2 separate regions of the Homo sapiens genome follow, and region 2 is linked to region 1. The links are chromatin contacts, found by Hi-C or POLR2A ChIA-PET in ENCODE. All regions are on one chromosome and are shown on one strand. The core of a region is the stretch at or near the end of the contact, and the rest is flanking DNA. Distances in the headings are between cores, read along the strand shown.

Region 1 (5,649 bases), core at 3,042-5,541:
AAGTCTCCATGTTATATTTCATAGGGCACTTTGCCAACAAGGATAAGATGTTTTGCTTAATAAACAAATAAAATAATAAAGACTACATCCAACCAGATACGGACACAAACAAGCACACTCTTCCACTATCAGTTCTCACCAGAGGACTCTGACCATAAAAGAGTGGGCCTTCAGCATCTCGAAACGGCCGTCAACTGACAGCTGTCTTGCAGTCACTCCTGATAAGAACTCGGCATCTACCGCCAAGGACTCTTTCTGCCAAGACTGATCGCCCGGCCCAGACCCGGGATTCCTTTTGACGTCTTTGCTTCCCCGGGACTGGCTCGTTAGCCTTTTGTCCTATCTCTTTTTCTCTTGACGCTAAATGTTACCTTGTTTGTTATGTGGAAAGTTTAATCTGTATCATTTATATATTAACTTTACTATTATATGTGTTTTGCAATATTTGTAGCTGTGACTCCTGAGTGAACAGGAAGTACTAAGGAGAATTGCCTTCTTGGGAAGACCATGTAGCTCGTGGTTTTTGTGATTGAAATAGCATTAATAAAAGCCTGACATTGTGGAAAAACACAAGCATATGTGGACCTGTCTCTAACTTTGCATTATTCATGACAGTCCCTTAAAGGAGTCTGTTCCAAATTCAAGTCGAAGACAATTACTCAACAGAATATGCAAAGAACAAAGAATGAAGTTAGAGGCCATCTGCAACTTTGGTCTCACTGGGATGGGGGCAGAACTTAGGAACAAATGGGAAGGAACCCATGTCAGGTGGGTTCTTTTCTCATTCCTTTTGGCATCTCTGTTATTCCTTATGTGGTCTCAAATTGGTTCCTAAAATATGGTAAAGCCAGGATGGATATAAGGGAGAAAGCAGTGAGCTGGGGGATGCTTTCTGCCTGTGCCTACTGTTCTGACATCTGGTTATGAAATCATTCTAATAGCTAATGCTTCCCGAGCTTTTTCTATGTGTCAGGCAGTGTTTTACATATATTAACTGACTTACCCTCCGTCACATAGCTTTTAAGTGTCAGAATGAAGATTCATAGCTGGGCAGTCTGGCTCCAGAGCGCTGCTCTTAAACTCTGTTGCCTCTTTGTGTACGCATCTACTTTGTCTTCCCTGGCTGTTCCATGCAAACCTTGGTGAACATGCCCTAACTGAACTCTTCATCCTGCCTCCCAGACCTGCTCCTGCCGCACTTAGGATTTCAGGTGATCTCTCTTTCACCCGCATGGTTACCCAAGTTGAAGCCCCAAGAGCCCTCCTGGATCCCATGCTGGTCACTTCAGGCCTCACATTTAAACAATCACCTATTTGTATTGATCTGATCTCTCAAATTTGTCTAAAATCGGAACCTCTCCCCTCCATCCCCAGTGTCAATGCCTGCTCTGATCTTCTACCTGGACTATTGCATTAGAGAGCAGCCTCTGGAGGGGGCTCCCTGACTCTAGTTTTCCTGACTCTAGTTTTCCTGGCTTTGGTCTACTCTGCAGAGTGCACAGAAAGAACAGAGAAAATGCTGGCCTTTGCATGCAGTCTTCTGTTTAAAAAGCCTCTGGTAGTTGCAGTGAGCCAGCATCACGCCACTGCACTCCAGCCTGGGTAATGGAGCAAGACTCCATCTCAAAAATAAAAAAATAAGAAGCTTGGCCGGGTGCAGTGGCTCATGCCTGTAATCCCAGCACTTTGGGAGGCTGAGGTGGGTGGATCACGAGGTCAGGAGATCGAGACCATCCTGGCTAACACAGTGAAACCTCGTCTCTACTAAAAATACAAAAAATTAGCCAGGCGTGGTGGCGGGCGCCTGTAGTCCCAGCTACATGGGAGGGTGAGGCAGGAGAATGGCATGAATCCAGGAGGCAGAGTTTGCGATGAGCCGAGATCACACCACTGCACTCCAGCCTGGGTGACAGAGCAAGACTCCGTCTCAAAAAATAAAATAAATAAATAAAAAAGCTTCCGGTGGCCCCCTCTGACCCATGGAAGACACTAGAACCTGAAGAGTATCGACCCCAGAGTCAGATAGCCAGGAGTTGTGAATCCTAGCTTCACCATTTAATAAGAGCTTCTTGAAAAATCTCATGCAAAAATTGAGGATTACCAGAAAACCTACCCCATAGATGTTGTGAGTGTCAATTGAGTTCATATGTGTAAGGCACCGGGCATCATGTGTGGTGAGGAAGGACTCAGCAATTGTTGCCTGTGTTTTTTATTACACTATAAAGCTCAGAACCCTTAGCTTGCTTTATGTTTCTCTATATGGTATTTTCAGTGGAATATCTTGCATATCCCTATATATATTTTTTCATGTTTGAGCCACCCTAAACCTCATTATTCCAGGATTCATCAGTATTTAAACTTAGCATTTTTTTTCTTCTCTAGAATCTCCTTTTCCCCATTCTATGCCTAAGTAAACCATACGGAAGACGACAAGTGTGACAGAAACAAAGGATCCAGGAGTCATGAAGAATTCCAAGATGGCCCAGAATCTCCCTAGTTATGTTAGCATTTTTATTTGAAAGTGGCATAGGCCAGGTGCGGTGGCTCAGGCCTATAATCCCAGCACTTTGGGAGGCTGAGGCGGGAGGATCACTTGAGGTCAGGAGTTCGAGACCAGCCTGGCCAACATGGTGAAACCCCGTCTCTACTAAAAATATGAAAGTTGGCCAGGTGTGGTGGTGCACACCTATAATCCTAGCTACTGTAGTGGCTGAGGCATAAGAATCGCTTGAACCCAGGAGGCAGAGGTTGCAGTGAGCCAGGGTTGCACCACTGCACTGTAGCCTGGGCGACAGAGTAAGACACCGTCTCAAAAAAAAAAAAAAAAAGTAGCATAAGATGGAGGTACAGGGATGTGTGACCCTTTGTTACTGAAACACGAGGGGTTCAGTGTAGGTCCTGTTGCTCACTACACAGAAAGTCAATCACTGAGGCAATGAGTATTACCAGGGAAGAAAGTTTTAATCGGGTGTTTCAGCCAAGGAGATGGGAAATCGGTCTCAAATGTGTCTCCCCAACAACTAAAATTAGGGGTTTATATAGTGGAGAAAGAAATGTAACCGTGTGTGAGAGGTAAGGAAGAGGAGCTGGTCAACAGGCAGTGGGTGGTTGATTAGGCAGTTATGACAGGTGAGGGGTCTGGCATCTCATTGTCCAGATACTGTGATCTAGTGAGTTTCAGTTCCTTGATACTATTTGGCAGGACTGATGGTTGATTTCCTGAAAAAGGAACTCCGATAAAACAAAAGTAAACTTCTGAAGTTTTAAGACTGGAAGGTTCAATTTCTGTGTTTATTCAAAAGAAACCATACATCAATTCTATGGGACAATTGGGCCAGTTTCACCTCCTTTTTATTTCTTCACCTCGACTGACATGGAGTCTGAAGCTAAGCAGGGGATCAGTATGCACATGGACTGCTGAGAGGCTGCTCTTTCTCATGTTTAGTGTTGGTCACTGAATTCTGCCTCTGGTCCTTGGCTGTCTGGAGGAGCAACTGAACATGGACAAAAGGTAAAAAACTCATTAAAGAGGTGACAGATGTCACTCAGAGGAAATGAATACACCTTGAAGGGGGTATGTTTTAATCAGAGACAAAGAAGCTCTCCAGCAGTTCTAGAAAATGATAGCCAAGATTTGTTGATTATCATATGCCAGGCACTGTGCTAAACACCTCACATACATTATCTTTTTTTAATGTCAAAACAAACTTGTGAGGTGTTACTATTATTTTCATTTTACAAATGTGACACCAAGATTTAGGTAGATTGAGTTACTTGTTGAGAGTTGAACCCAGCTGTCTGATGACAAAGTCTATTATTATTTTCAGAAGTCTCTAAAATATCAGTCCTTCAAAACTCCATCTGGTCAATGGATCAATTGGGTTAGTGGTTTTTAAACTTTTGACCTTAGTCCACAGTAACAAATACATTTTCTTTCATGACCATGACTCATGACTCAGGACACACACACACTCTTATAACCTCTTTTTTTTTTTTTTTAAGAGAAGGTCTTGGTCTGTCACCCAGGCTGGAGTGCAATGGCATGATCTCAGCTCACTTCAACCTCTGCTTCCCAGGCTCAAGCAATCCTCCCACCTGAGCCTCCTGAGTAGCTGGGACTACAAGTATATGCCACTATGCCCAGCTCATTTTTGTACTTTTTGTAGAGATGGGGTTTCATCATGTTGCCCAGGCTGGTCTTGAACTACTGGGCTCAAGTGATCCACCTGCGTTGGCCTCCTCAAATGCTGGGATTACAGGTTTGAGCCATCGTACCCAGCCTGTACACTCATATTTACATGCCCGCATATGAAAAGTAAAACTGAAACAAAAGTTTCACAACTCAATAGTTGCACTTCCTATACGTTTTCTATTAAATTTTCATTTTATTGCAAAGAAAAGGCTTATTATAACCACCAAATTTGTACGTGGTAATTTGCACTTTGAAAGTCTTAGAATATTTTTAATCCTTTTTCAAATTATTGGATCCTTATGTTTCTGTATTTCTTGGAAATCCTTTTAGGCTTATCCCACCCACTAGTCATTCCAGGAAATACCTTCTCATCATATATATAGACATTTAGTATGACATGGTCATAAGATCTTAGAGTATTGTTTTGTAGAAATTGCTAAAAAGGTATTTTGTAAAGTGGATTTTTTTGTGTGTTTTGTAACAGGAGAATTTGCTTTTATTTATCTTATTACCAAAAGAAATTGTATTATACTGATCATTTCCATATGTATTTTTAAAGTTGCTTGGCTGGGTTGAATCTTTATTCTTTAAGTTACAAGGACATTGTATTCAAATAAAAGGAACAATCATAATATTATTAATTAGAGCAGTAAGGCTTTGGTTTCCATGCAAATAAGCATAATTGAAATAGAACTGAGTTTTTTTTAAAGTGGATTTTGAAACTGGTGGAAAAACTTGGAAAACAAATATCTCAAAGCTAAAGCAAATGCAATCTGTATATGTAAATGAGATTGATTAATTTTAGCAGGCAAATGAGAAAATCAATGATTTTCAAAATCGAGTAATTTGGTAACCATTAGTTTCATTAGTCTTTCTGTTTCAAACTTAATTATTTAAATATAGAACTAGATTGAAGTATAATTTATGGAGAAATCATCCTTAAATTAATTACATGCAAGCTTTCCCCTATAAATGGAAGAATTGAAGGTGAAATTATAAATGCTTATTGCAGAGCATGGAATCCTTTGGTCGTGGCTTGTTCGGGTTTGACTTGGGAGATGATGTGGAAATGGGAGTACACTAACTTTGACTCAAAGCAAGATCTGAATCTCAGCTTTGACTCTAACTGTGAGCTTTTAGGCAACTTTCTTAACTTCTAAAGGGCTTCACATTTCTTAACTATTATATTAGAGAATTATATCTATGTTGCAGAGCAATTGTACAGACTAAATAAGGAAATGTATGTGAAAATCTTAGCCTAGCGTCAGGCACACAGATAAGGCTTTTATTAGGAATGGTGTCCCCAAACCCCTCACCTTCCTGGGTGGATGGAGGAAGGCTTGGGTTCAGGAAATTCTGTGTTTCTGGGACTGCTTAGGGGAGAGTGCATGGTCTGCTGGCATTTCCCCATTAGTTAGCAGTATTCTTATCTATGACATTCTGTGGATCTCTCACAG
Region 2 (5,254 bases), core at 1,672-4,171, 110 kb after region 1:
AAAAAAAACACTAGCTCTTCTGTGAACTAATAAGGTATAGACACCAATAACTGAGGCCGACAAAAATTTCTTTCCATCCATATTTTTTTTTTCCAGCACAACTCCAGGTGCAAAGTAGACGCTCAAACATTGCTAATTGAATTAAACTAAACAAATATGTAAAATCATGCAATCCTGCCACAGACACTTACCCATTACTAGCTAGATGTGTGCTTCTCAAATCTGAATTCACGGCCTCAAAATCCCAAGGAGTTATGGATTCCAGTGAGAAACAGTGACCCGGGCCATTCTGGGATGGTTGCCCTTTGAAAATCCCCTCTACAGGCATGCATTGAACACTACTCCATGCCAGGTCCTGGGCTGGGCTTCAGGGATACAGTGATGGGAAAGAGCAATCCCTGCAGCAAGAGCTCCCATGGCGTGTGCTTGACATGTAACTGACACAGTGCACTTGGGTGGGCCTAATGTAAAGGAAAAGAATGGGGCTTGGGGATTACAAGGGAGGGTCGTCTAAGTGAGAGTTGATAATGCAGAGGGTGAGAAAAAGCTTCTCAAAAGCCTAAACACAAACAACCAAGCCAAACCCCAGCATTGGTGAAATGCCAGTTGGAGTCAGGAAAAAGGAAGGAATTATAGGCTATTTTAAAGGGATAGCCCTGATAATTTTGAACCCACAGCTGCAGTGACTGTTCTTGCTTTAACAAGCAGATAAGTCATCTGAATTCAACAGGGACCAGAGTTTTTGAATTTTTTTCTTAATTTGTTTTATGGTTTTAGCTTCTTTTTCTTGAATTCTATTCACACTTTTCATTGGCTGAGCCACACATCCTTTCTTTGTAATTGTTGAAAGGATTCTTTTGGCCTTGAATATAATGATTATAAATTTATAGAACTCAAATTACTTGCATTTTCCCATATGAGAATGATTTCGCTCAGCCATTATCTCCTCTAAGAGGGCTTCCTCCAGCCCTTGCCCCCTGTGGTTAGTTGTGTTCCCTTCTGAATGTGTATTCACCATCACAGTTCTCATGAAGGATTGTAATTGTCTATCTCTCTGTGTTACCCACTACACTGAACTCAAGGAGTATTTGCTGAACCAAAGTAATCCACACTCCTAGGTGTACTAGTTTCCTAGGCACAAACTGGTCGGCTGAGAACAATCTAAGTCCATCTCTCATTTCTGGAGGCTGGACATCCAAAATCAAGGTGCCAGCAGTGCCATGCTCCCGCTGAGACTCTGGGGAGACTCCTCCCTTGCCTCCTTTTAGTTTTTGGTGGTTTGCTGCAATCTTTGGTGCTCCTTGGCATGCCAATGCATCACACATGGCCTTCTGTCTTCCAATGCATCACACATAGCCTTCTGTCTTCACGGGGCCGTCTTCTTCCTGTGTCTCTCCCCATCACTTTCCCTCTGCATGTCTGTGTCTGTGTCCATATTTCCCTTTTTCATGTAAGGACACCAGTCACTTGGATTAGGGCCCACCCTAATTGACTTTATCTTGGTTAAATCTGCAAAGACCCTGTTTCCGAATAACGTCAATTTCTAAGGTACTGGGGGGTTTGGACTTGAACGTATCTTATTTTGGGGGGATATCATTCAACCCATAACAGCAGGCTAGGGATGGATTATGGGATTAGCAAGAAGGTTAGAATTGCAGGGGACTGCAATGGACATGAGGTGGGGGCTTCTTGAGGTCCTCACCTGAGCAGGGAAGGGTCTGGGAAGAGAGACTTTAACTAGAGGCTGAGCCCCACCTTCTGAGGATGTGATGCAGAGGTTCTGCCTCAAATCCTGCCGGAGCATTGCTTTACAATTAATTCTGGAGCCCTGCCTGCAGCTCCAGTTTGTTAAATAGGACTCTGATACCCACTCAGAGGGTTAGAGTCTGTTCCTGCCTTCCATGGTCCATTCTGTACCTGAAAGTCTGAGGCAGCTGCTCTCTGACTTCAAGCATTCATACCAGATCACCTCTTGATAATGCTGGATCAGTTCAGATCAAGCCTGACTTCACACTGATGCTGTGGCCTCCCTATAGCAGTACATATAATAATATGGTTTCCTTAGGTTGAGAACCTAATAGATACATTTCCATTAGATACATCATTTTTGATCCTCACAACAGCCCCATGTGGGGGCTGAACTAGGGTGGGGTAGATACCATCTCCTTGGAATAGGAGAAAGAATGGCAGTCCAGTGAGTTTATATTGCCTTGTACCAGGGCACTGGCTAAGAAGTGGTGAGGCAGGAGCTTGGCCCCTGGTGTAGGTGACTCCACAGGCTTCGTGTTCCATCTGCCCTGGCCTGGGGGACAGCTCTAGGAAGGTTTTGATTCATATTCCTCTTGATACCTGAATAAATTATCCTTTTAAATGGCTACCCACCTCCCTTTAACTTTTGTCTTCTGGCTTCTCAGGCCAAAAGACAGGGGTGACCAGACTGAGACAGCTGGCTGAAGGAACACCGGTCTCTGCCGACACTGCCTATGTCTCTGGGTCTGAACTGTCTGCTGAGTGTGTGGGGGCTCTGAGATGTTCCTGTTCTCCACAGAGGGCCTCTGGCTTTCAAAGCTGTGGGGGATTTATCATGCTTCAAGGTAATTGGAAGATGGACCTTCCAGAACCCCCTCGAGTTAGTCCCTTCTACCTCCTATGAGACCCTCATCATAAATGGTGCCATGAAGGTCTCCTACTGCATGTGACCTCGAAATAAACCAAAGCAGTGGCTTGACAGGTGCATGTCCTTGCAGGCAGAATTCATTCAAGGGGGAGAGCCACAGAGGAGTCACTTTGGAGTCTCTGGGTTTGCAGTGGCCCCTCTGACTTCTTACCACCCACCCTGAGAGGCATGCAGGCTGGTGAAGCATGGACCACGCCAGCTGTTTCTGTCAGCTGAGCCACAGAAGGGAACCACAGGGCCCTGAGGGTGACTTGGCCAACCACAGGGGGCCGGCAGCAGGAGGGGCCGTGGGGACAGCAGGATTTGGGTTTCCGCTTTCTCACAGGCAGACTCAATTGATGGCCTTGGGGTCCTGCCGAGCAGGGGTGACTCAGCTTCCTTTGTGTGCATGGTCGCCTCGCTGAAGAGAGGGGGGCCCTTGACAACCCGGGGCTCCTTCTGCCTCTTCTCACTCCACTTCCTGCTCGAGAAAACCTCTGGTAATTTTTCCAGTCCCTGTTTACCTTAAAACTTGTCGGAAAAAACAAGTTCGCACTTCAGATTTCTACAGCATTTGACACTTTACAAAACGCTTTCTTACACACTGGTTCATCCAATGTTCACACCAACTCTGTGTGATTGTGAGGAGGCTATTGTCATCACAGATGAAACACACAAGGAAAGTGAGACCCAGCCAGGGTAGGAGATTTGTCCAAGGCCACAGGGCTTGTTGGTGGAGGGTTGACTCTGCTGGGAGCTTGAGTCCAGGATCCTAGGATACTCATCCAGGACCTTTGTACACTTTCTTGGGAATGCCTCAATATATTGCTCTTTCCCTGTGCTCATCACATGTTCTAAAAGCACTTTGTTGATTGAGTGACTGATCATAATCTTCATCCATGTCAGATGGATGCTTAGGGATTGAAAAGACATGAGCTTTAGAGACGCAATTCAGTTTCGAGCTATACTAAGACCCTTATTAGCTATGTGACGTTAGATACAGCACACATTCCCTGAGCTGCAGTTTCCTCTGAAGAAGGAGGCTAATAATGCTTAATTTCAAGGCAGTTCTGAGATTTATATGAAATGATACGTGTCAAAGGCCGGCTCAGTACTTGCTACACAGAAGGTGCATGCAATTCAAAGCTCTGTCATCATCCTCACCATCATACTTAGCTTCCAAAATTCAAGAGAGTTGAACTAAATCTCACAGATAGTTTCTTTATACATGGAACAATACCTTTACTTAGTAAGATTTAAAAATTTCTAGACATGAATGCACAAAATAAAGTCAAATATGGTCCTGGTTGATTTAGCCACTATAATTAAAAAAAAGAAGAAGAATAATACCGCATACGTGAATGTCCACATTCAGCTCTCCACATACTCTGTATGAAGGCTTTTCATCATTTCTGTAGACCTGTTTTGTATGGCTAACATTCCTTGCCTTCTTAACAGAGTAGAGCACACATCCACTGCTTTGGGGGATTCTCTGTGTTTCTTACTCTTCATTGGACCATTTGACTTTCTTTATCCCTTCCTCTTGCTTGCAAAGGGTTACAGGGACACTCATCAAGGTGGGGAAGGGACAGTAGGTCTGATTAATTCCAGACTCTAACATGATGCTCATATTTTGGGTAAATGCATAAGCAGTCAGGAAGATCCTTCTTTAAAAAAATACTCTTCCTTTCTTCCACCAACTGGATGTCTTCTGTGTGATAACAAATTATCTTTGAAGTTGAATATATGTCCAGGAAAGATTGAAACTATTGGTGTTGCTATCTTAAATTTCAAACTCCTTGCTGTTAGAAATTATGTTGTAATCATTATCATGTGCCTGTAGCCAGGTTCCCACTAGATTCTCAATGAATGGCTCTTGAACAAGCATGATTCATTCATTCATTCATATAACAAAAATATAGTATGAATGAACCACAGAAGTTCTGCAGATGCTTAAGATTGTATACTACTTTAAGGAGCTCCATTCTGGGGATGAATATCAATGCTTACGGAGGAGAGACTGGATGGAGACCAGGAGGTCAGGCAGGGAGGGGCACTGGCATGAATAAGGAGGCACTGGGTTCAAGGGGGAGACTGTGCATGTGCCAGGTGTATTCAGTGTGTCTTCGCTGGGTGCTGACCATGGGGTATGAGAGGTAGACCTGCCACCTCGAACAGCCCAGAGCAGAAAGCAAGAGGAGTAAGTCCACCTTGGAGGGGCTAGCAGAGTGCTGTGGGAGAGTGAGTGGGGCAGGTGACAAGGACAGTTCTGAGCATTCTAGACAAATTACTGGTTACTCAGGACAATTGCAATCCACACTCACATTTGGGAAACAGATGGACAAGATTAAAAACTGCAGAGAACCAGGGGATATGGAGAGCCTACCCACTAATAGGGACCTTGAATGCATTGCAGTCATTGCTGGGCTGAGTATGAAGGGTGGAAACACTTCTAGGGAGGGGATGTTTACTTTTGTGGTTTGGGAACTTGTCCCAGAGGCCCCTGCCCTGTCTCTTGGTGAAGAGGATTTAAATCATTAAAAATATTGTATGATTTTCTTCACAGAATTCCACTTTCATGAGGAGTGGGAGAATGTG

The links. A loop is a pair of places that touch in the nucleus more often than their neighbours do. ChIA-PET counts read pairs that join two places held with the same protein, here RNA polymerase II (POLR2A). Pooled maps may share reads with other maps.
Region 2: a loop to region 1 is called in a pooled map, with 2.9 times the contacts of the local background. The contact joins two enhancer-like sites. A Hi-C loop is called at or near these places in 1 of 168 maps with a recorded cell type or tissue (CD14-positive monocyte), 15 of 37 single-sample maps with no recorded cell type and 4 of 50 pooled maps. POLR2A ChIA-PET finds 5 or more read pairs at or near these places in 1 of 52 experiments (OCI-LY7).

What each region holds. Positions count from the first base shown.
Region 1 is chr2:11,941,365-11,947,013 of GRCh38, forward strand. No RefSeq gene overlaps it. Among named protein-coding and RNA genes, the nearest start is that of MIR3681HG, 63 kb to the right of the region's middle. Within about 2 kb of position 4,292, at least 5 of the 41 ENCODE cell types and tissues checked have a DNase peak (open chromatin) inside an H3K27ac peak, as active enhancers do.
Region 2 is chr2:12,054,675-12,059,928 of GRCh38, forward strand. All of the region lies in intron 2 of MIR3681HG (MIR3681 host gene), which reads left to right. Among named protein-coding and RNA genes, the nearest start is that of MIR3681HG, 50 kb to the left of the region's middle. Within about 2 kb of position 2,922, at least 3 of the 41 ENCODE cell types and tissues checked have a DNase peak (open chromatin) inside an H3K27ac peak, as active enhancers do.